3 separate regions of the Homo sapiens genome follow, and regions 2 and 3 are each linked to region 1. A link is a loop called in an ENCODE intact Hi-C map of the cell type or tissue named here. Cell type or tissue: PC-9. All regions are shown on one strand. Each heading gives the region's core, and the rest is flanking DNA. Links, peaks and the distances in the headings are about the cores only. Region 1 overlaps LOC102723446 (a long non-coding RNA gene). Region 2 has its middle 370 kb from the start of IGFBP3. Region 3 has its middle 110 kb from the start of IGFBP3.

Evidence for each region. Peaks named below come from ENCODE experiments on the same cell type or tissue, not always from the same donor. Only the 100,000 strongest peaks of a DNase experiment are listed, where the experiment ranks them.
Region 2: it touches region 1 in a loop (6-fold over the local background); 4 of 110 quality-filtered maps call a loop at or near these places.
Region 3: a loop joins it to region 1, with 10 times the contacts of the local background. A loop is called at or near these places in 3 of 110 quality-filtered maps.

What each region holds. Positions count from the first base shown.
Region 1 is chr7:45,974,625-45,982,693 of GRCh38, reverse strand. It overlaps LOC102723446 (a long non-coding RNA gene), which reads right to left. Exons shown (of 4, transcript NR_187744.1): 2 at 4,226-4,344; 3 at 2,667-2,785. It also overlaps the pseudogene RNU7-76P. Among named protein-coding and RNA genes, the nearest start is that of IGFBP3, 57 kb to the right of the region's middle. RefSeq lists an enhancer at 3,868-5,067. In PC-9, for the core only: no CTCF peak of the experiment used is centred there; DNase peaks (open chromatin) are centred at 3,613 and 4,383; H3K4me3 peaks cover 1,111 bases; H3K27ac peaks cover 3,624 bases.
Region 2 is chr7:46,287,482-46,295,550 of GRCh38, reverse strand. No RefSeq gene overlaps it. Among named protein-coding and RNA genes, the nearest start is that of IGFBP3, 370 kb to the right of the region's middle. RefSeq lists an enhancer at 4,474-4,553. In PC-9, for the core only: no CTCF peak of the experiment used is centred there; DNase peaks (open chromatin) are centred at 3,760 and 4,250; H3K27ac peaks cover 2,328 bases.
Region 3 is chr7:46,029,591-46,037,659 of GRCh38, reverse strand. No RefSeq gene overlaps it. Among named protein-coding and RNA genes, the nearest start is that of IGFBP3, 110 kb to the right of the region's middle. RefSeq lists an enhancer at 3,634-4,133. In PC-9, for the core only: no CTCF peak of the experiment used is centred there; DNase peaks (open chromatin) are centred at 2,279, 4,519 and 5,089; H3K4me3 peaks cover 436 bases; H3K27ac peaks cover 4,950 bases.

The DNA of each region.
Region 1 (8,069 bases), core at 2,124-7,123:
TTTTTGCGTATCTGCTTCTCAAATCCGTCAGCGGCCATCAGGTATTTGTGTCCCGGCTTCTCACCAGGATCACCTGCAGAGCTTGCCAGCGACCATGGCTAGGCCCCAGGCCAGGAGCTCCCACATTGTTCAGGGGATTCTAAAGTGCACCCCAAACCCCAGCAGCCCACTCTGGCTCCCCCATCCTTCCTGGGCACATTCCCTTCCAAGCACACAGGCCTCATTTCTATACTTAAACCTGCTGAATTCATTCCTGCCTCAGGGCTTCTGCACACCCTCTCTTTCCCCTCTTCAGGCCCGTCCTTTGCCCCTTCCATTGCTGACACCTTCCCATTATCTGGGTCTTAAATCAAGTGTCTTTCTTCCCTCTCATTCGTTATCACTTTCCCTTCACAGAATTTATCATGACCTAAAACCATCTTGGTTATTCTGGTTTGCATTCATTTCATTTTAATATATTGTAACTACTTCAAAACTTAAGTGAAAATATGCATACTTAATAGGGTCAGTTTTCTTTTGGGGGTGATAAAAATGTTCTGCAGTTAGATAGAGACCATGCTGGCACAACACTGAGAATGTAAAAGCCGCTGAATTGTACGCCTCAAAACGGTTAAAATGGTGAATTTTATGATATGTGAATTTTACCTCAATTTTAAAAAATACTTCTTTCATGACTCTTACACAAGCATATTTCAAATTTCTTTTTTTAATTGGCATATAATAATTATACATATGTATGGGCTACAGAGTGAAGCTTCCACACATATAATGTATAGTGGTCAGATTTGGGTAATTAGCTTATCAATCATCTCAGATATTTTGAGTTCGAGTCAAATTCTTTCAGGCATGTCTCTGATTAGGAGGTTCTTTTATTTCCCTGAAATTCAAAACTGGACATATCTATTCAAGAAAATTATAGAAATTATTATATTGCTACTTATCTTTATGAATTGGAATTTTTTGGAACCACATGAGGAAGATCAAGATAGGAAAATATTGAAACAACTGAAAGTATCCAGGTTGACCAAAATGTCCTTTACATTTTTGTTGACTGGCTTAATTACAAATAAATAAGCATCGTCAATGAGAAATTATAAAGAAATTTACAAAATGCTGTCTTTAATATAGAAATTTTATATATTTGGACTTCATATAAGATCTTGTTTGAGAAAGAATACTTTTGCTGCTAAGGAAGTTTGAATATTTTTGAGCTAAATCAACTTGAAGGCCCTAACATCCTGCAAACCTGACACAAGTTACTGGACCACGTGCAGGTCATCCCCCAGAGGCTGCTCCCGGGGCTCCTGGAGGAGACTTAAATGTTGCCCGGCACCACCTTCAACACAGCAGCGTATGTGTTCTCCACACCTGAGAAGTATTTCTCCTTAACTCACTGAGTCAGAGTTCATAGGCTTCCCTCAGGAGGGGTAAGACCCACCCCACTCCACCCTATCTGGCAAGAATCCTTTGTGTTTACAGCACAGTAGGAATGCAGGCATGGAGGCAACCTCTGAGCTGACTGCAAGCAAAGTCCCAGGGAGATGATGTGGGTTGGCAAGGAAGGAAGAGGCATGAGGAAGCCATCAGGGTGGAAAGGAGCAGCCACCGTGTCCCTTCAAAGAAAACTCCCAGCACTGGTCCTGGAAGGGACTTTAGCGGCGTCTTACCCACTACTGCCCTACTATAGACTGAAAATAATGAGACTCCGGGGAGAGAAGGGTTTGCCCAGAGCCCCACTCTCTTCAGTACAGGATTGTCCTAGTGGATAAAAAAAATTGCAGAATCCCTCTCCTGAGTCATTCACAATATGTTCTTGCCTTTTGCTAGTGCTTTGTCTTCTAGAACTTTCCAGACAGCACCCCACCCCTTCCTTCAGAAGCAAGGTTCCATGTTGTCTCAGTTGTGCCTGTTTCCTTTTCCAGAATTTCATTGCAATTTCCCCCATTTCTGTAACGTTTGCTCAGACTCTGTGTTGTTTAGTCAGTTGTTAGGAATCTCTTAGACTCCTGTTGTCAGTGAGGAGCCAAGCAGACACACTTGTAGACGCAACACACAGAGCAGACCCAAGTTTCTGCCACTAGGGCTGGACCACACAGGCACCTTCCCTTCCAGGCTGCAGGGTCCCCCATTGGCAGTGGCCTCGTCTCCAGGACTTTCCTGCTCTAGAACTCAGAGAAGAAGCTGCCACACCAATACTAGCATGTGACAAATAGCAGCAGACAGGCTGAGCAATTAAACAGACCCCAAATGCTTGTCAGTGGGGCTGGGCCTCACCGAGGACCAGGTAGACTATCCAGAGCATGGCCTTGCCCACCACTCAATTGACAGCTGCAGCTGAAGCCACGTGGAGGATGTCTGCCCTGTGTGGCTGAGGGAGAGTCTGAGGGTCCCCTCTCCTGCCAGGCTCCCCTGCATCAGGATACAGATGTCCAGGGGCACATGTAGACAGCCATCAGACCACCTCACGAGGGGCCTTGGGGATGTGCCCGAGGTGAGCACCTGAGTTAACTGTGTTAGCCCACTGCCAGGTGTTGGCTGTGTAAGCTGGGTTACCTGGCTTAGCTATATTACTTGAGTTAACTCACTACCCTGTGTTACCTGTATTAGCCCATGACTCTGTCACCTGTGTTACCTGCATTAGCTCACCGCCCTGTTACCTGAGTTACCTGCGTTAGCTCACTGTCCTTGATGGTGCCTCTCAAAGCACCTGTGGTAAAGGGATCCAGGTGTGTGTTTTAATATCCATTCCATTGAAAACTGTTCCTCTTGTAAAATAAGTATGGTCCTAGAAAAATGAAATGAAGACAAAACACAAATCCCATTTTTTGTTAGATTCAACAGATATGAAATTACTCTGCCTAATTGCTGTAAAGTTCACATTGATTTACTCTCAATTTCTGTTCTTCCCTGTTGCGAGCCAGTGAGACACCCAGCCCTGGTCAGCCGGCCACATCCAGGAGCCTGGTGTGGCCCTCAACCAGTCCTCACCACAAACCTAGGATGCTGGCCCTGCTCCTGTCCTACAGATGGGAAAACTCAAGCCCAAGATTGTAGAGTCTCAGCCCAGGCCTTTGCCCTGCCAAACACCTGGGCACACCTGTGAGCCTAGCTCCTTCCTGACCTCCAGCATGATCAGGGACAGCAGGGACAAAGATCAGAGACGAAGATGACCCAACATGTGTTCTCCCTTGAGGAGGACCACAGATGCCTGAGATCAATGGGTGGACAACCCATGACTGCATCATGGTGTGACAGAGAAACGGTTGGCAGGCCACATGCAACCACAGAGCAGGGAAGAAGAGAATCCTCCCTGCCAGTACAGGGAGAGCCCCTTTCAGCCCCTGGCTCATGCCCCAACCTGGAGACTCAGTTTCACCTGCTCAGCCCTCTCCACACCTGACCTCGAGTTCCACAAACAGAGATGATGATTTATGTGTTTTCACTTCCATCCCCCTTCCCACCTAGCAAGGCATCTGCTCATAAGCAATATCCACAAGAAGTTATTTAAAGGAAATAATCAGCAGAAGAGAAAGTTGGGATGCAGTGGCCTCTTCAAGTCCCCTGCACACCCCCACCCATGCATCCTGTCACAATGACTGTAGTGTGTGAATTCCTATTACTCCCTTTACAGAGGAAGAAAAGAGGTACTCTTGCCCAATATTTTCTTGGGCCTCTGGGCCATCCAGGGCCACAGCCATAGTCCAGGGGTTGAGTTTTGTCTATGCAGCCTCCCCTACTGACCATGAACTCCTCAGGGGCAGGAACATGCTCATCCCTGTCCCATAACTCCAGGCAAGTGGCCCACCAAGGGGCCAAGCACAAGACATCTGCCCTGATATCGGTTGTTCCAGAAACACTAGCGCCTTCTGGGGCCCCATTCTTGCTGCCAAGACTTAAGTAGTCACAAAAACCTACTGTCCCCTATCCTGCTGGTTGAAAGAAAGTATTTAGGGCAACTCAGAGACACTAAGGAAGGAAATGCTTTTCAAACTTTGCAGACTGTAACATGCAAAGGGTTTGAATGTCTCATAGTGAAGTTTTTGTTTTAAGGAACCTGAATATAAAATTAGGAATGAGCTGGAATGCTGTCTTGGACTCCTCGGAGCCTGGAATTTCTCCGACCTTCCCCATAATTGGAGCTGCCCCGTGAGTCTGAACACGCACCCTGTGTGGACGTGAGTTCACTCAGTGAAAAGCTCCCGCTTGCTTAACTCTCACAGCTCACCTTTAAGTGTTTGCGTGGGTGACTTCTTCTGTTGCCCAGACAACCACACTGTCACCGGGCATTTAGCTGTTGACACGTTAGGCATGTTTCACTGCATAGTGAATCAGCATTCTCTGTCTCTGGAATGAAACGAGGAAATTAAACATCAGAAACTTCTAAAGTGGCAGGAGGGCTGAAGTAAGAAATGCACAAGAGGTGACTCATCCTACTTTGATTCTGTGCCTTGGCCACAGACACAAGTTAACCCTGTAATGCCCACTTGGGAACAGTGGCTCCCGGCTCTTAGGCATGCCCAGCCCCTGGCTGCAGCAGGCTCTGACAAGGCTCTGGTGAGAGATGGCAAATACAGTGCCTTTGGGGCCAGCAGACAGCATCATTGCATGGAGAGGTGAGAAGTGAAAAATGCCAGCTCACCCTAAATGCACTCAAATCCCTGTCTTTTCCTCAGTACAGGTCAAAAGAATGATCCAGATTCAGCTCAACTGTGATCCCTGAGATATTCTTTCATGAAATAATTCTTGTAGCCAACACCCTATTGGGACAACCCTTGCTGATTCTGAAAGGTTGTCTATGTCCCTTATTTACTTCCAGCTTCATAATGTCATAGAGATTCTAAGGTGGGGATTCCCATTCATCCCTTTACAAGGGAAGAAAGGAGACACTCTTGACCAAGATCTTTAGACAGACAGCAGAACCGTATAGTTGACTCTGAGATTAAAAACCCAGTGCTCTTTACTCAATAAAATGCTGCCTCTCTAGTGAAATAAGTTAATGCACCTTTATAAATCACCTTATTTTGTGGTTACTCCTTATTTTGAGCCTTATTTCCAGTGGGTTCTCTGGCTGCTCTACCATGTAGTCTTGTTGAACTCCTCATCTGGAAGGGCCACATCTATCATGTGGGGTAAATGAGATCATTTCAGACCTTGGAGTCATAGACCATGAAGAACCTTGGAGGTAAATGGAGAAGAGTAAAGGGCACCATCATTGCTGCCCAGCCCCATCCACCGCACCCGGCACCCACCACCCTGCACTAAGTCCGAGGACAGCAAAGAGGCCAAGTGCTCCTCTCCAAGGGTGTCCCATGTCTTTCTGGGCACCAGATAGTGGGGCCTGTGGTTAATTCCCAGAATGCTGAAAATGTAGGGTTGTATGAAGATAAAAGAAAATAATATGTGTCTAGTATTATGTAAACTGCAAAGAGTAACATCCAAGGAGGGCGTTACCCCATGAGAAATCAACAGACTTGCTACAGCCCATACACAGTATCTGAGGGCGGCTTTGCTGAGGGGCTGGGGTCCTGGGGAGCTGCACCACTTCCAACACCCAAAGCCACCAAAAATTTCCCTCCACTTTGAGCTTTATCTTCCTGTGTTCCCATAGCGTTATGAAGAGAATCCAGAGATGACACCAGCCTTGCTGAGTGCACCTGGTGATGTTTGCTTTAAGGCCAGGGGGTCTTTAGAGAGACCATGACTCATGCTGGGGAGTGGAGCTGAGAGAACAGGGGGTCCCCATCCTCAAGGAGCCCCACACAATGGCAGCTGCAGACATGGAAAGAGAAAGTTATGAGGAAAACAAAGTAAGTTCTACAATAAAGCTCAGAGCCACTTGTCCTTTAACCAGACTGGCTGAGCTGATCCCAACAGGCTGGTGAAGAAAGGAGAGCCCCACCTGCTAAGAAGATTCTGGACACCAAGACCACGGTAGTATTTGAGGATGACCCCTGGGATGCACACAGGGACATGGGTTGCACCTAGAGGGGACGTCAAGGATTCCTCAGGCCCTGGGAGTGTCCAGGAGATGGATGAAGCCCTCCCAAGGTTGGCAGAGCAAGGGCTCCCACCCAGAGCCCTTTCCCGGGTGGATGGAGGAGCCCCTATCACCTCCATGTGTCTGTAGCATGCAGCTCTTCACTTCCCCACCCAGGACCTTTGATTCCCATCTGATTAATAAGGTTAAATTAGCTGGTTCTCTAAGGGGACTCCTGAAACCCCATCCTGCTGGGAAATCCAGATGTAGAACCCAGGGCACTGCATGGGCAGCACCAGTGCCTATCTCCACCTCCCAGCCCTGGTGAGGATGGCAGGGGAGGTGCTGGAACATCCTCCTGGGGCCATCGAGCCTGTCATGCTGAGGCTGGGCACTGCCCTGCTGAACATTCCCAGTGCCCTCAGTGCCAAGTTCTTGGGGGCCCTGGTGGATGCTCCACTCCACACTGATGGGCCTCGAGGAGAGGGAAGCATCCTGCAGAAGGGACACGTGGAGTCTCCCGGAGCTGCCCTGAGACCAACCTCAGGACCCAGCCTCTGGGCTGACCCAGCTGAGTGTCCAATCTCACTTCACACAGCCTCTAAAACCACAAGCTCCTGCCATCTCCCTCACCTGCCCAAAGAGGCTTCAGCTTTCTTTCTTCCTGGACCTCATCCAAACCCTCCCTCTGGGCATCATCCTCAAAGTCTTGGTGCCTCGGTGCTTTGAAGGGAAGTGCAAATGTCATTGGCAGCCCCCAGCCCTCTCGGGAGCCCAGTGGTGCCGCCCGTGCAGCTTGCTGGCCCTGGAAGCTGAGTGCTTGGAGCTGCTATGTGGACACTCCTGTAGGGAAGAGGGTGCCCCATTCATTTGGGATGAGTCTTCACATCAATTTTGTTGTGCCCAGCCTTCACCCCACCTGAGGGGTGCCTGAGGACAAGGACACTGCTACATTTTGAGTGTGTCCCCCAAAAGTTCATGTGATAGGAGGTGGAACCTAACAGAAGGTGTTTGGGTCTTGAGAACTCACCCTCATGAATGGGTTAATGCCATTCTCACAAGACTGGGTCAGTTCTCACGGGAATTGACTCACCCTCACAAGAGCAGTTTGTGACAGGTTGAGGAAGCCTCTCATGGCTGGCCTTTTGCACATACTTGCTTCCCCTGCTGCTTCTCTGCCATGTTAGGGTGCAGCACAAGGTCCTCATGAGAAGCCAGCCCCATGCTTCCTGGACTTCACAGCCTCCAGAACCATGAGCCAAATCAACCTCTTTTCTTAAGTGTTAGAGCTCTTTTAGAATTTGTCTAGCAGGCTTTTCAGGTTTTGCTGGAAAGCAATCCCCCAACCAAAAAAAAAAAAAACCCTCTTTTCTTTATAAATTACGTAGTCTCAGGCATTCTGTTATAGCAACACTAAATGGACTAAGACAGACACCCTTGAGCAGAGATAGGGGCTCCTGCCATCCACTAGCTCTACCATGTCTGCAAAAACATTACTACATTTCCTCATCTTTAAAAAGTAGATACAACCCCACTCGAATGATGACTTCGAGAATTAGGATGCGTGATGCTGATGCCGGGTGAGCATTCAGTCTGTGGTGCTGCCTCATCTACCCCTGGAGGGATCAATATCACACATAAGCTCAGCCACCTGCCTCAGGGCACATTTTAAAAGCTGTCAGTGTGTTAAACGCACCCGTTTCATCGTTGTTGTCTCAGCCTTTGAGCACTGTGCTCCATGTGCCTCATGCACCTCCAAGGAGCCCAGCCATATCCTTCCCCGTCAGCCCCCCATGGTCTGTGTGTACCCACAGATCATGCTGTTCCCTTCCCCATGCACTCAACATCACTTGGCTCTTTAGGGACAGTTTTCATCCCCTCTTCACTCCTGCTGTCATTCCCAGAACCAGGCGCCAGTGGGCACAGAGGAGGTGCTGGAAGCCCATGGAAATCTGCCAGTGCATTCAAGGTGAGAGCAGGGTCAACTCAGGCAACAGGGCTCTGAATTTAAACCTAGGGAGAAGAGCACCGAGGGCGTGGGCTGGGCTCAGTCCCCAGGCAGGGGGAGCTATGTGGCTGGTATGTGGGGGTG
Region 2 (8,069 bases), core at 1,266-6,265, 310 kb before region 1:
GGCTAGGCTGGTCTCAAACTCCTGACCTCGTGATTCACCTACTTCGGCCTCCCAAAGTGTTAGGATTACAGGTGTAAGCCACCGTGCCCAGCCAATTGCTATATCATTTTTTATGACAGCCTTAAAACTCCATCTGATAATTCCAGCAGCTCTTTAATCTTGGTGTGGGCATCATTTCATTGTCTTTTCTCATTCAAGTCATGATTTTATTAATTCCTGGTAATGTTTGCTGCATCCTACACATTTACCGATTATAAAAGGCAACTCTAGGACCTGGTTAAATCTATTACTTTAGCCGGTAGTTGCCTTTGTTAGGTCTGACCTGCTTTGCAGGTTGTGGTTCTAATGGAAGTTTACTCATCAGAGCTTTTCAGTGTCATTTTGGTCTGCTTGTTAGATATGGTACTGCTGGGGCTCCCACTGGTTCCTGTTGTGCCACCTGAGGGACAGAAAGTTTTTCCCCAGCCTGGCCATTGGGGAGGACAGCATGTGGTGGAATTCAACTCCTCAGTCATCCCTAGCTCATGCCTAGGCAGTCTGGAGGGTCTTGGGCCATGAGGACACAGAGGCTTCATGGCTGGGCTGCTGTCTGACTGGGGACTTCTTTCCTGTTCTGCCTTCCCACCTGGTGTCTCTAGGTGGACAGAGGACTGCCTGGTAGGGCAGGAGGGCGCCTCCCTTGGTGGCCAGTCTCCCTGTCAGTCCCCCTGAGGTGTTATCAGGATTGCCTCATGTTCTCAGAGGGTCTCCCATCCAATCCAGGAAAGGGAGCAGCCTGCCTATACTGCCATTGGTTGTTAGGGTGGGGATCAGCAAAGATCAGGTCTGAGTGACCACCTCTGTTGGGTGAGGGATACAGGACCCCCACCCTGTGCTCCTTCTCAAGTCCTGAGGTCCTAAACAGCTTCCCACCTCCTTCCCTCGCTCCCGATCTTCCTGTGGTTTCTAGTTGTGTTTGGCAGACACCCATCCATTTGTCATAAATTTTAACAGTGACGAAATGCTTCAACTGAGCAGTTAGAGGTGAATGACAAGAGCTGTTTGACAAGCTTGTGGGGACTCTAAGGGAAAGGAGCTGACCCTTGGTGCTCACATACTCTGCAAGGGTGACGTTGGCCCCTGGTGACTGAGGAAGAACCAGCCTTCTCTCCCGACAAGATCAAGTGGGTGGGATCTCGGCAGACTAAAGTGGGCGACAATGAGCTGATGAGCCCTCTGGTGCCTAACTGGGCCCACGGCCTTACGTTTGGCTGCAAGCAATTCTCACAAGTGGGCAGCAGACATCCACTTCTTCAGAAGGACAAGTCTCAGACATTGGTCTCAGTCAAGCCCACCTGCGGATAATTTTATAAGAAATATGTAAGATCTGTAAGTAGAGAGCTTTAAAAACTAATGGAGCAACACAAAGATTAACAAATGGAATAATTAAAAGACATATACGTTATTTAATGAGAAGATTGAATCTCAAAAAACATATAATTTATCTTTAATCTAATAATAAAAATGCTACCAATAATGGTAATAAAAGAACATTTTTAATAGATAATTCAAAGTTCATATGGAAAAATTAAGATGAAAGAATGTCTACAAAATATCCAAAAGATAAAAGCAATGGGAAGACAAGCACAAGCCTCATCATATAATAAAACAAATCTAGAATACAACAATTTTATTCTGAGAATACAAAAATCAATGAAAGAAAATATAGAGTCCAGAAATGGAACTAAATTAATATTAGGAATTATATATGATAGATATTACATTTTAAATCAAAAGGAAAGGATGGATTATTTCATTACTGGCAATGGGAAATACATATGGAAGAAAATGAAGTTGCATCCTTACAATACTCCTTAAACCAAAATAAACGCTGGTTGGATTGCCTGTTTACACCAGAAGAACACAATAAGCCATACAAGTAAGAAAAAAAGAAAACATGGGTAATTTTTGTAACTTTAATTTGAGTAGGAGGATGTTTTCCTTAAATGTATAATTCCCTAAAATAAAATGCATACTGTCATTTTTTTCTTCCAGTGTAGCAGAAAAAGGGGAGAAAGAGAGAGTGTCTGTGTACAGATATTTTTAGAGATATTCAAAGGGTAGGAGACAAGAAACTACAGAAAAATGGACAAGGTGCATTAAACAGACAATTCCCTGAAAAGGAAATCCAAATGCCACTTGAAGCTCTGCTAGATGACCTAACCTGGCTCATAGTTAAACAACTGAAACAAGGACAAAATATTGTGCTCCTCCTCTCAGACTGCAGACACCAATATGTTTAGTAATGGACTTTTCTTTTGAAGTTATTGGGAAACAGGAACCTCGGATATAAACGTTTGGTTGTGAGCGTTCACTGCACACCTATTTGCAGTTGATTTGGCAGTGCTGGCAGTTTCATCCAACATGAAATTCTAGCCATGTGGAAAACAAGCGTGCATCCCCTTTATCATTTCACTTTTAGTGAGTTGAGCTGCATACGTACACATAGGTGCTCACACACGTGTACAGATGTGTGCACATTCATCGAATTCAGTGTGGTAGGAAATGACTGGAGAACATTCCCAGTGTTCAGCAGTGGGTCATAAATCGTGGCTAAAAAGAGTTCATTGAAACCATGAAACACAATATAGTCATTAAAATGTTCTCCAAGTGATGAAAGGAAAGAAATCCTAGAGATTAAGGGAAAGAAGGTAAATGAAAAAAGTGTGTAAAGAAGTGGGGTGGTAAACTTTGTCACGTAAATGCCTGTGCACTCATGTCTGCAAAGGTACAAAGAAAGCGGGAGGACAATCATGGGGAACTCCCTCAGTGAGCCTGGTATGGGGTTGCGGGAGAAGAAATACTTTTTTTAGTGTATTATTTTATGGCACTTGAATTTTCTACTTTAAACAGTTTTATTAAAAATACTATGTTTTTAAAATAGACTTTTGCAGGTAGCATATAAAACCTCATCAGAGAAAATGAAAGAAAAGTAAAGTGAGAAACAGACAAATGGATCCAGAGAACAGATCCTTTTCCCAAATGCATCTTAAGCAAGACCCAACAGTTGGCTGTTAGAGAATTTCCAGGACCCCCAGCCGCTGTCAGTATAACTTTATAACTGAACCATTTAGAAATGAACATAATCTGTAAGTAAAGTTGGCCACATCTAACCTTCTGAGTGCATGTGGCTGTTTTTTTTTTCTCCAATACTTAAATTTGAGGCTATTTCTGTGCAGAATAGAAGTATTTTTATGTGTGTTTTCTTGTCTGTAGCAATTGAGATATCAGAAGGAATGAAAAGTACATCTTTGATCTATTCACTATGGAGGCTTTTAAATTTTTGATTTCCAGCCCAAATTTCAAACTCAAATAGGAATAAAATAGGTACTGTTATAAATAAACACCACAACAGTAACAAATACAAAGGAAAAAGGAAGCCAGGGACCAAACAGCAGCTTCCTCATTCTTCCTTTCCTGAACTGGCAGTTCTGGGATGGATTGGCAAAAGTCATGTGAAGTGTGGGGTTTATGGCCTGTTTTTGCTGGTCCCAAGGGCTCCAGGTTAAGAGTTCTGTTGACAGAGGCCAAGGGAGCCCCTGTTTACTGGGGAAACGAATGTTTCTTTACAGCAAAGGCTGGGTAATCCCAGATGCTGAACTAAGAAACAGCTTGTTCTTTGTATCAAGGAATTTACTCTTAAAGCATGCTTCTTATTTTTAGATTTCAAACCCCAAGGGCTTTGACTGTGGCTGAGTCAGTGTTCCCTGAAACTATTAGTATATTGCTCTCACACATCAAGTTTTAGTATGAATCATTAAAAATAACACTGCACGTAACCCGCCAGTTTTGTTAAGTAGATGGACAGGTAAGAGGGATGACTATTTATCCTAGACCAGATCAAAATGGGCTCAGGATTCTCAAATGACACATTTAAGGAATAAGTAACTAATTCATTAATTCGGTTTGATCATTGTTTTATTTGTGTTTTGGGTTTTGTTTTGCTTTCTTTTTCTAGAAAATCAAGGCACAGAGCTACACGATGTCCTTACCCAGTAGAATCCAGTCTACTAAGGAATAAGATCAACTTTCAGGTGACCAAGAATTATGATCAATCATTCCCTGGGTATTCTTGTTTCATCACCCATCCATCAACACACAAGAGACAAAAAACCCTTTCACAGCCTCCTTGAGAGATGTTGTGCAGGTGAGATGCATGTATTTGCCCAGAGTTGTGGGCTGAGATCAGGGGCCTCTGGAGTAATGTGGGCAATGCAGGTAATGGGATCAGAATGACTCCGCAGGCCTGCGAGCCACGCCTGACAGAGCCAGCTGTGCACTCCCTCTCCAGAAAGGAGAGGTCTGAGTAATGGTGGCCAGGCTCCTCTCTGGCTGGGTGGGTGGCTCCTCTGGCCTAAAGCCAGAGAGCAGCTTCTCAGATTAAATCAACGTTTTGCACCATGCCCTGAAGCAAGTGGGGCCGTTTCCAGGGACAGCTTTGGGTTTAGTGTGCTGACTGTGTGTCCCAGCTGAGCCATCTCAGTGGCACCCAGTCCTGGTGTCTGGACATCTGGGAGATTTCTATTCTTAACCAGGTAGCCCTGAAAACCAAAGCCTCAACTTAGTCTCTTAAAAAAGGGGGAATTATAGTCCCCATGCAACAGGGTAGGTATTCACTAAATACCAGTTCCTTCCTCTTTAGAGGTTATAAAACCTTGGTTAACAGATAAGTGCAGAAAGTCAACACTCAGTTCCTGCTTGTTGAATCTGAACCACCACTGGAAGAAAGGCAGGCAGGGGTCTTCCCTCTGGTCAGCAGCACTTTCAGATCTAGGGGCTGAATAAAGGATCTACTTCCTCCTAGTTACACATTTAATGTGGACCCTTCTCTGTGAAGAGGGATATTCATTTGCAAGTCTTCTTTAGTGCCAGCACTGGAGGCTACTGCTGACCCAGAAGGAGGGGGTCTGGTGCACACCTTATCAAACATGTCAACACCACTTAAAGCAATGGGCTCAGGAGCCCAAGCCTCACTCCTGAACCCTCCTCTCTAAAGCTTCCCAGACAGGGGCTGAGGTATAATGATTGCATGTTGCAATAAAGCTGACCTAAAAGGTCTCCAGCAACACAGGCATTTAGCACAATGAAATCATACAAAAGTGGAATTCTGTGCAACGTTGTACCAATGGCAGGGCAGTGGGCATGCCCCCCATTCTGGGTGCAGGCAGTGAGGGGTACATTGTCTGCAGAAAACTTAAAGACAATCATAAAACCCTATAAAAATCAGCCTGGTTTTCATCACCAGTGTTTGCCAGAGATTCTAAACAACACCAGTGATAAAATGCTCCTTTACCCCAAAAAGATGTTGTTGGCCTATGACCTAAATCACTGCTCCCAGCTACATAGCTGGAGGATTCAGCTACAACTGCTCACTTCTAGAATACATTTGTAAGGCATAGAAATCCTTTGGGTTCCATTTTAGTGCAATCTGTGTGCCCAAACCCTGGGGTACAACACATTCCTGAGTTTCAAGCAGGACGTTCTAATCAGCAATGATGACACAGTGACCGTCAGGGTAGAGAAGCAATCTCAGTCTTCCTCTGGCCCTGTCAACCTGGAGCACAGTCTGGGAGGTGTGACCTCCTTGTTGAGGAAGAACAAATGTCTATATTAAATATTTTTATATTTAATATTAAAGTAAGTTCCTATATGAAATATTTCACTGAATTTGAAGAATGGATTTTTAAATGACATTTATCCTTTTGAAAACTTATTTCATCATTAAAGGATGAATCTAGAAAATAATAATGATGACTGATTATTTCATGCCTATTACTGAAAATAATTTGGCATATACAAGACAGAAATGTTAAAAAAGAAAAAATCTTCTTTGGTTGCCTAACACATAAGTTACACCCCTAGCTATATTGTTTGGAGTATATTTAAAGATTATTGGCCAGGCGCGGTGGTTTACACCTGTAATCCCAGCACTTTGGGAGGCTGAGGCGGGCAGATCGCCTGAGGTTGGGAGTTCGAGACTACCGTGGCCAGCATGGCGAGCATGGCCCATCTGTACTAAAAATACAAAAATTAGTTAGGTGTGGTGGCAGGTGCCGGTAATCCCAGCTACTTGGGAAGCTGAGGCAGAAGAACTGCTTGAACCTGGGAGGTGGAGGTTGCAGTGAGCTGAGATTGCGCCACTGCACTCTAGCCTGGGTGACAGTGCCAGACCGTGTCTGGAAAAAAAAAAAAAAAAAGATTACTTTTTATAATAAAGCAAAAGCACAGAACAGAGAAATGAATTTCCCCATTCAGCAAATAGTCCACAGAAGGCCTCAAATCTTGGTGTATTGATTCCACAAGTTCTTTCTACTACCCAGATATAAATCCATTTTTAAAAAATGCCGAGTGAAAATAAGCTCAATCATTTTGGTATGCTCTCTTTTCAGGCACTAGATTTCGACCATATTAAGTGAGTTCATGACCCAGCTCTGTCATTTTTACTGCATGACTAGGAGCAAGTTAGTTAAACTCTCAGAGCTTCAATTTTCTAAATTCTAAAATAGATATTATTAAACATGACTTTTCCACTGGTGGTTGTTAAGTCATCACTGTCACTTGGAAGGGTGGTGAGAACTATCCTCTATCTTGTTCCTTGCCCGATGCAGAGTTGAGCTGGTATCTGTCACTTAAGTACTGTCAATGGCTGGTTGGCTGACCACCTTAGAGAAAAGGCATGCTATAGAAAGAAAAAGACTAGCAAATTGTTCCTTCACATTCTCATGTTGCAATTTCAACTTTTTTTTTTTTTTTTTTAATACAGAGTCTGGCTCTGTTGCCAAGGGTGGAGTGCAATGGCTCTACCATGGCTGACTGCAGCCTTGACCACCTGGGCTCAAGCGATCCTCCCACCTCAACCTTCTGAGTAGCTGGGACTACAGGCGTGTGCCACCATGCCTAGCTAATATTTTTACTTTGTTTTTTGTAGAAACAGGGTCTCACTATGTTGCCCAGGTTGGTCTCAAAATCCTGGTCTCAAGCAATCCTCCCACCTTGACCTTCCAAAATTCTGAAATTATAAGCGTGCACCACTATACCTGCCCCTTTGCTTTTTGTTGAAACAGAAATCGCTGAATATAAAGGATTCTAATGTCTCAGTTGAGAAATGCATAAAAGATAGCTTTTTCATGTTCATGTTCATACAAGCCAAAATGTCACTGCAGAAATAATTAGTTTTATTTTGCTGCTCTAACAACATCCAAACATTTAATCCTGTGGTGCCTTGCACGCACACAGAAAGGAGGTTACAGAAAGGAACAGAGCACTATTAAGATTTAGAAGTGATTTTTGCTACGTCATGATTTCAGGCCATTTGTAAAGACTATGGATCTGACCTTCCTAATTTAGACTTTTGCAGCTGGGTTTTAAATGAGTAAGGAGCTGCAAACTGCATGGAGTCCTTCCCTCAGATGGTGGCATTTTAAAGAAGCAGACAGTGGGAAGATGAAAGCTTGGAGTAGGGAGGTACTCATACACCCACCTGAGGAGCAAACACATTGAAACTAGTTCATACACTAAAAATCCATATTATGGGTCAGGAGATGGGATACATGTCTTTCTGTGAATTTTTTTTTAGAAGATAGAATCTCCTTATGTTGCCCAGGCTAGACACTAACTCCTGGGCACCAACTCCTGATCATCACCTCAACCTCCCAAGTTAGCTGAGACTACAGGTTTGCAGTATTGTACTTCTGTCATTTGCAACAATATGAATGGAGCTGAAGGTCATTATATTAAGTAAAAGAAGCCAAACACAGAAAGACAAATATCACATATTCTCAGAAGCCAAACACAGAAAGACAAATATCACATGTTCTCAGAAGCCAAACACAGAAAGGCAAATATCACATGTTTTCATTCATATGTCCACGCTAAAAAAGTGGATCTCATGGAGATAGAGAGTAGATTGGTGGTTACCAGAGGGTAAGAAGGGTGGAAGACATGAAGAGAGGTTAATTAATAGGCACAAATACACAATTTGATAGAAGTAGTAAGACTTAGTGTTTGATAGATCAGCAAGGTGACTGTAG
Region 3 (8,069 bases), core at 1,480-6,479, 56 kb before region 1:
GTGTGACCTTATTTAGAAATAGATTGTTGTGGATGTAATTAGTTAAGAAAAAAATCATGAATGTAGGCACTAATCTATTGTGACCGTGTCCTTATGAAATGGAAAAACCTGGACCCAGGCACACTTAAAGGAAGACAATGAGAAGAGACACCGGGATAAGATGGCCATCTACAAGCCAAGAAGAGAAGCCTGGAACAGATCCTTCCCTCAGTCTCACAAGAAACCAGTTCTGCCAACATCTTGATCTCAGACTTCCGGCCTCCACAACTGGGAAAGAATACATATTTCTTCTGAAGCCGTTCCGTCTGCGGTAGTTTGTTCTGGCAGCCCCAAGAAATGAATGCAGCTGGGATCACCGTGATTACCTGAGGTCAGACGATGTGCTCCAAGTTGTGCATGCATGGGCATCACCTCACGAGTTTGACAGAGTGCAGATTGCTGGGTCGCACCCCCAAAGTGTCAGATTCCTAGTGAAGGGGGAGGTGGAGAACCTGCATTTCTAACAAGTTCCCTGTTGGTGCTGCTGCTGCTGCCTCCAATTCATTGCAGCCTGTCCCAGGAGTGGAGTCAATCCCAGAGGATGGGTGTGTCAAGAGCAACATCACCCAGCCTGGTGTGGATGACAGGCACAGATATGGCTATAAACACCGCTTAACAGAGGCAGGCAGGTTGCTGTTATTTGGAGGCTTTCCCATTTTGTGCACATGTTCTTTTTTTCCTCCATGTTTAATATACAGTTTTCAATTTAAAAATTAAACTAATTTAACAAAAAGGGCATAATTTTTAAAGAAATTAAGTAAACTCTTCAAACTAAATCAATATGAGAAAATTAAGAGACTAATGATAGGCTAGACTTACCTCTCCTTTCCCAGTGTCTCCTTTAGCAGGGAAGCCAAGGGGCATGGTATCTTCATTTTCTAATCTCTCTCAATGAACAATGAATTCAGTGTGGTGGAATTCATTGGGGTGGCACCGCTGTAAATCTTGTTAGAGATTTCCAGTAATGCCAGGCTGAATGATTTGAACCAACTTTTTCACGGAACTAAAATAGAGAAGATAAACAGTTTTTGTTTATTTTGGGGATTTTTGTCGATTTAACATATTCAAGGAAATAAATAAAACATAAGATAAAGAAAGTTTGCCAAGAACAGAAACTTATAAAAAGAACTTAGGAGCATTCAGCGTCATTCACAGTTTAAAAGGGTTCCCTTGGCCAGGTGCGGTGGCTCTCGCCTGTAATCCCAGCACTTTGGGAGGCTGAGGAGGGTGGATCACCTGAGGTCGGGAGTTTGAGACCAGCCTGACCAACATGGAGAAACCCCGTCTCTACTTAAAATACAAAATTACCCGGGTGTGGTGGCACATTCCTGTAATCCCAGCTACTTGGGAGGCTGAGGCAGGAGAATCACTTGAACCTGGGAGGCAGAGGTTGCAGTGAGCCGAGATCACGCCATTGCACTCCAGCCTGGGCAACAAGAGTGAAACTCTGTCTAAAAAAAAAAAATAAAAAAAAGATTACCTTATACATCCTGAGTCTCCAATCCCAGGAGGTTTAGGGTACTGGACTGGAAAGTAAGGGAAACTGAAATGAGAAGAGAATCTCAGGCTGTGTACGATGGCTCACGCCTGTTATCCCAGCACTTTGGGAGGCTGAGGTGGGTAGACCACAAGGTCAGGAGTCCGAGACCAGCCTGGCCAAGATGGTGAAACCCCATCTCTACTAAAAATACAAAAATTAGCCAGGCACAGTGGCAGGCACCTGCAATCGCAGCTACCCGGGAGGCTGAGGCAAGAGAATCGCTTGAACCCGGGAGGCAGAGGTTGCAGTGAGCCGAGATCATGCCACTGCACTCTAGCCTGGGTGACAGCGCAAGACTCTGTTTCAAAAAAAGAAAAAAGAAAAAGAAAAAGAAAATCTCTTAATGAACACACCAATTCTAAGAGTGAAAGGTACTGACTCCAAGATTCTATGTGACTTACACATACACATGCGTATCCACAGATACTTGTTTCCCAATGGATTCACAGCCAACACTGCCAGAGAGGAAGAGATCAGGACCCAAGGGGCCAAGTCATAGTCTGCAAGGAGAACCCTAAGCAAGGAACCCCTCCCTGCTGCCCCTCCTGCCACAGGCACTACTAGGGCCTGGCCAAGAGTATGAAGCTACAAGATGTGGTAATTCACAGGTTTCCAGCTCCAAAGAGAGAAACATAAAGACTAATATTTCATATGTGCCACACTAAGAAGAAAATAAGCCTTTCACCTGGATCCCACTTCCTGGATCAGAGAGGTCTGAGTCAGGCAAACCAAGGCAAACCCTCTCATTAGCAAATTCTTCAACTTATTGGAGACTCTGCTTGCTCAGCTCTAAAATGAGGTTTGTACTGGTCCCTAATTCACAGGGTTAGTGACAGGATTACCAATAGTACAGGGAAAAACCAAACAGTATGGAAAGAGCTCAGCATGGTGGTCACCACCGGCATATGGTGAGTTTCAGTTAGAGGTGGTTATCATGATGATAGGCAGTTCCCTACAAAGGGCCAACCAAAGAGAAACAACAGTTTCAGAAAGAAGGCATCTGTGTGAAGGCTGGCATCATTGAGCATCATGTGAGATACTGACTATCTTGCACGTCCACCTGAATTTATTACCAGACTTGATCCCTCCATAATAAACAGAGAATTCATCATTTTTGTGATGCCTTTGTTTCTTGAGTCCAATGAGGTTTCCCATGCTACTACATTTTTTTACAAATGAAATCCTAAAATTATTTGCAGATTTGAATGAACTGTATCCAGAATTATAGCAGTTCAACCAATAAAAATGTGTACACCCTCTACCACAGTTCTTGTCTTAATTTGGTGGATTTTCCCTGGAATGTCAAAACCATTTCAATACCAGAGTTTCTTTGCGTTTAGAACTGCCTTCTTTCACAGTCCTCAGGAAATATTCTGGAGAAATCAGAGGAATGTGAAACCCAAGATAGCCTTGTTCCACTCTCCAAAACCTACTCATTACCCATGGCAGAAATTCAAATCTACCAGACAATTTGTCTGACGGGGCATGTGTGAACTATGAGACACAGGAACAGTCCCAAGTCAAGAGTTCACGAATTGGGCTGAAAATTTTATAAACTCATAGCAACATCATCCATTTATGAACATTTTGTAAACTCATAGCAACATCATCCATTTACAGAGTCATTTGCAATTCATCAAGTACTTTTGCAACATCCTAATGAAAACATTGATAATAATAAAACAACTTATTTTCACATAGACCTTTAGATGAAAAAATCCTACACGTGATTTATCTTCTTTCATCTTCAAAAAGCTGCGAATCACTTGACATTATTATCTCTATTTTTCAAACAAGAAAATGAAGACAGTGAGAAGTTAAGTAATATGCCTGCAGTCTGGAGGAGGGAATAAAGATACAATCCTAGGTTTGGCATTCCAAACACCATGCTTTTTCCTCTGTTACACTGTCTCACATAAATTTATCTCCAGTAATCTCCAAGGGTGGGTATTAGAGCTATCCATCCTCAGAACTCTGATGTGGAGAAGGAATATTACAGCAAAAAGAGCAGACTTTGTCAAAACAATGTGTCTGTCAGTCCCTGTCATTGAACCACATGAGAAAAACTAACTCGTCAACTGGAGCTTCGCAGAAGGTCCGGCCACCTGCAGGCTGGGGTCTTAAAGAGGAAAAGTGCCCAGCCCCTGGTTGACTTACCTCACCGCACCTTAAATGTCTTGATATTATTACAAGCCGTGTTTGGGAGAGAAGGGAGACAGCCCCGGCCCAGCCCCACCACATGACTGTCAATGGTCCTTACACACATTTGACCAGCTGCAGGGTGCCCAGGCTTCATATCTGGTTGCTGTCCTTGGCTCATTTCTCTCCTTCACATCCCAGATCCTGTCATCAGCAAGGCCTGACACCTCTACTTCCAAGGGATAACTGAAAACAACCACCTCCACTGTTACTACTAGCCCAACCTGCCCTAACTGCTGGCCTAAATCGCTGCGAGAGCCCCTAACCTGTCTCCCTGCTTTCTTGCTGTGAACTGTTCTCCACAAAGCACCAGGGCGATCTTTCTAATGGCTTCCCACTTCAATCAGTAAAACCTAAACTCCTTCCTGCACAAGCCCCTCCCTCACAGATCTCCCTACCCAACTCTCCACCTGCTGCTTCCCAGTCAGCCGAACTAGACTTCTGTGTTTTCCTCTAATCCAAGCTTCTCAACATGTGGAGCCAATGCCAGCAGCACCAGGGAGTCCAATGAAGAATGCAGATTCTCGGGCCCTAACCCTGATCTGCTGAGTCTAAACCTTGGGGTGGAGATTCAGAGTTTTAGCAAGGCCCCAGGGGATAATAAGGCAGCAAAGTATGAGAGCCACTGACCTAATCCAAATGTACTCTCAGTATATTCCTGCCTCAGGGCCTTTGGTGTTTCTGTTTCCTGTACTTAAAATGCTCTTCCCACCAGTTTGGCACATGTCTGACTTGTCTTGAGTCACCTCTGAAAATATCTTAAGTATTTATTTGGGTTTTTTTTTGTTTGTTTGTTTTCCGCTTTCTCACACTCAGTGAGAGCATAAACTCAGTGAGGTGAAAAAAGGGCCACAGTCCTGCTTGCCACTATCTCCCTGGAAGAGCGCAGGGCACAGAGTACACCTTCAACACCTCACTGAGTTGATGCATGAACATTGGAGCACCTGCCCCTGGTCAGCCATGTGACAGTGAGTTCTCCCATTTCGCATGTGAGAAAGTTAAGGTTCATAGAAGGTAACAGGCTAGTCTTTGGTCCGAGTAGAAAAGCTGGAACTTGCACATCCCATTTCCATGCACTTCCTTCTGTATCATTTGAAAAAGCCACTTAAGGAAGGCACCTTATCTTCTGTCCAGACTCAAAGCAGTGTTATCAAATCCGATCTCTGAAAACACTCTACATACTTTGTCATCAACAGTCTGGGCCCCGTGCTCAAGATGCACAAGTTACGAACACCTGCATATCATGGAAAACCCACCCCATTCTAGTTAATGGATCCGACCAAAGAGGCTGGCTCTTGTGACCTCACCCATTAAGAATCATTGTTTCGGGTTAAACAGCATACTTTAAGTCTCTGCAAATATAGAAAGGAAACGGGAAAAATAGTTTACACAATGGTATTGGCTAATTGGTTGGACTTGGCCCTGGCATTCAGATGACCCAGAAGTAGCACATAAAAGGCTTTAAACATTTTTATGCTTTGATCACATTGTGATATTAACTTTGGCTTACTTTTCCATTTTTAACATTCTTATTGATCCTGCCCAACTACAACTACAATTTTTCTTTCTTAACTTTAAAAGCATTGACTCTTTTCAAAAAAAAAAAATACCTAAATTAAGGTCCTTCAGAGAAAGACTTACTTAGGAAGCTAAAATTGTGCCTTGGGAACTTGCTTTTGTCCAACATTACAAACGTTTTGACGTAATCCTAATTCCCCTTATAGACTTTCCCTTGATCATCTCAAGCTCACACTCAAATTCTGCCGTAATGAATTGAAATCTGAGAATTCAATGACTACAAATCATTTGTTCCCACACTCAAGGATTTCAAGCTCAGAACAGCTGGATTTAAATTGCCTGTGTATTTTCTTCCAATCGCATTATCTTTTTTCCTGGATCCAAGTCGCTGTATGCCTTTATTTTCTACACTTGAATACAAATTAACAAAATAATAATAATTAGTGGTACCAATAGGGACTAAAATTCAAAATGACATTTTTATCTAATTGTGTCTCATTACAGTTTACAAAAGGAAAATCATATATTTAAAATCGTATTCATTGATTTTATGGCCTAATTTTTGCTAGCTATTTCAGAGACTGAAAACTCATATAAAGCATATGTAGAAAAAATGTATACATGTTTAGCAAAGAAAATTAAGTCTGCATGTTGTTACATGGTCCAACCAAGGAAAGAAGAAAGAAGACACAAATTACCCACGTTAGGACTTTACTCGGAGTGAGAGAAGAGAGATAGACCCTCTCATATTGTTTTATATTGTTTTATACTCAGAAAAGGAAAGAGAAGCAAAACTAAAGGCAGGTAGCCCGGTGCCTAGGAACCAGACCCGAAACCAAGGAACTAGACCAGAAACCAGCCTGGGCCTGCCTGACCTAAGCCTGGTAGTTAAAATTTGACCCCTGACCTAGCAACTGATGTTACCTATAGATTCCAGACATTGTATAGAAAGACATTGTGAAACTTCCTGGTCTGTTCTGTTTCACTCTGACCACTGGTGCCTGCAGCCCGTCACGTACCCCCTGCTTGTTCAATTGATCACAACCCTTTCGCACGGACCCCCTTAGAGTTGTGAGCCCTTAAAAAGGACAGGAATTGCTCACTTGGGGAGCTCGGCTCTTGAGACAGGAGTCTTGCCGATGCTCCCAGCCGAATACACCTCTTCCTTCTTTAACTCGGTGTCTGAGGAGTTTTGTCTGTGGCTTCTCCTGCTACATCTGCTACAGGAGGCCATCTGTGCTATGCGAATATTACAGGAGATACAGGGAGAACTTCAAGCTAAAGATGACTCCGAACTTTACAGCCAGCTTTTAGGGTAGAAAACAAGTCTTTTCATCATCATATTCCCAGACTCCAGGGGAGCGCCTGACGCTCAGTGGACATCAGAAGCAGTATGTCAAACTGAAATGATTCCCTCCAGCCTCCAGTTTCTCAACCTATGGTAATGGTGCCTATAATAATGCTGGTGGCTGACCTGTTTTTACAAGGTGAGTGAAGTTTTGGAGATTTCAAGCTGTGACATGTACTGACACTAATTGACAGTTCTGTTCACCGTGTTTCTGAGCTTGGAGAAAACCTCTAATTGTTGGCAACATCGTGCAGACTCTGCCACCCTCCCCAGGGTTCCTCAGTCTGTGTCCTGCTCTTTGTTTCTGTTGTGGCTGCTCTTGGCCCCTCTCAGTGGCACAGCGGCATCGGCTCCTCTTTTGCCTCAGCATCAAGCTTCTCCCAGCTAGACTCTGTGCTCCACAGAGCTGCAAGGGCTACTCCTATCTCCCTGACATGCCTTAAGATAACTTGCATGTTCTGACACCAAATGGCATTTCCACATTTGTCTGTGGCCACCCCACACTCCCTTGCTTTTCCTCACCATGTAGATGAAAGTTTAAAAGCCCTAGTTTCCCAAGAAAGTCCTGAGACATAAACATCTCTGAGGCTGCAGTCTCTTCTCTGAACCAGAAAAAATACATATATATTGTGCTGTGGACAAAAACATGTTCCATCATGAATGTGGTTTTCCAGGACCAAGAATAATGATGGAGCAAGGTCAAAGGCCCTACCACAAAGTCAGAAATATTTAATGAATTAAATGCTGCAGCCAGTCAGTGGGAAAGGGAGAAACATCTGTGTTAATTTTTTGATGCTACAAAAGCGAAGTATGCATTTTCAAGGATCCTCATATATGTATATAAATGCATATTTAATGACTTGAAGGACATACATTGAGTATTTTAGCATGAAGGTCTATACATGAGTAAAGAATATAGAATTGGAAACATTTTCAAAAATGGAAATTGTATATCATTCCATTGATGACAATAGTCATTAAAGCATGTTTTATATTAATTTTCTATAATCGAAGTTAAAAATATATTAAACATCACTGAAAAATGGCAGACTAGAAAATCCCCAATCTTCCTTCCTCCACAAAAGCAACTAATGAACTGACAAAAACTGTCAGAATTCTGCAGAATTCTGGAATCTAGTCAAAAACTTATAACAACCAAAGAGATACTTAATAAGAAGCCACTGTGTTGTGGTAAAAGACTGTGGTGACATTGGAATCACCCTCCCGCCAGCCTGCTTCCCTGGATCAGTGGCAGTCATGAAGACTCCAGCCCATGCTCATGGTGCATGTTGCTGGTGCCACAGGAAGCAAAACAAACCTTATTCTCAAACAATTGTGATGTCTTCTCCACCCTGATGGGGTGAGGTCCCCGAAACACCAGCACAAGAGCTGGCCTTTGTTTCATTAGACTCAGAGAGTTCCCAG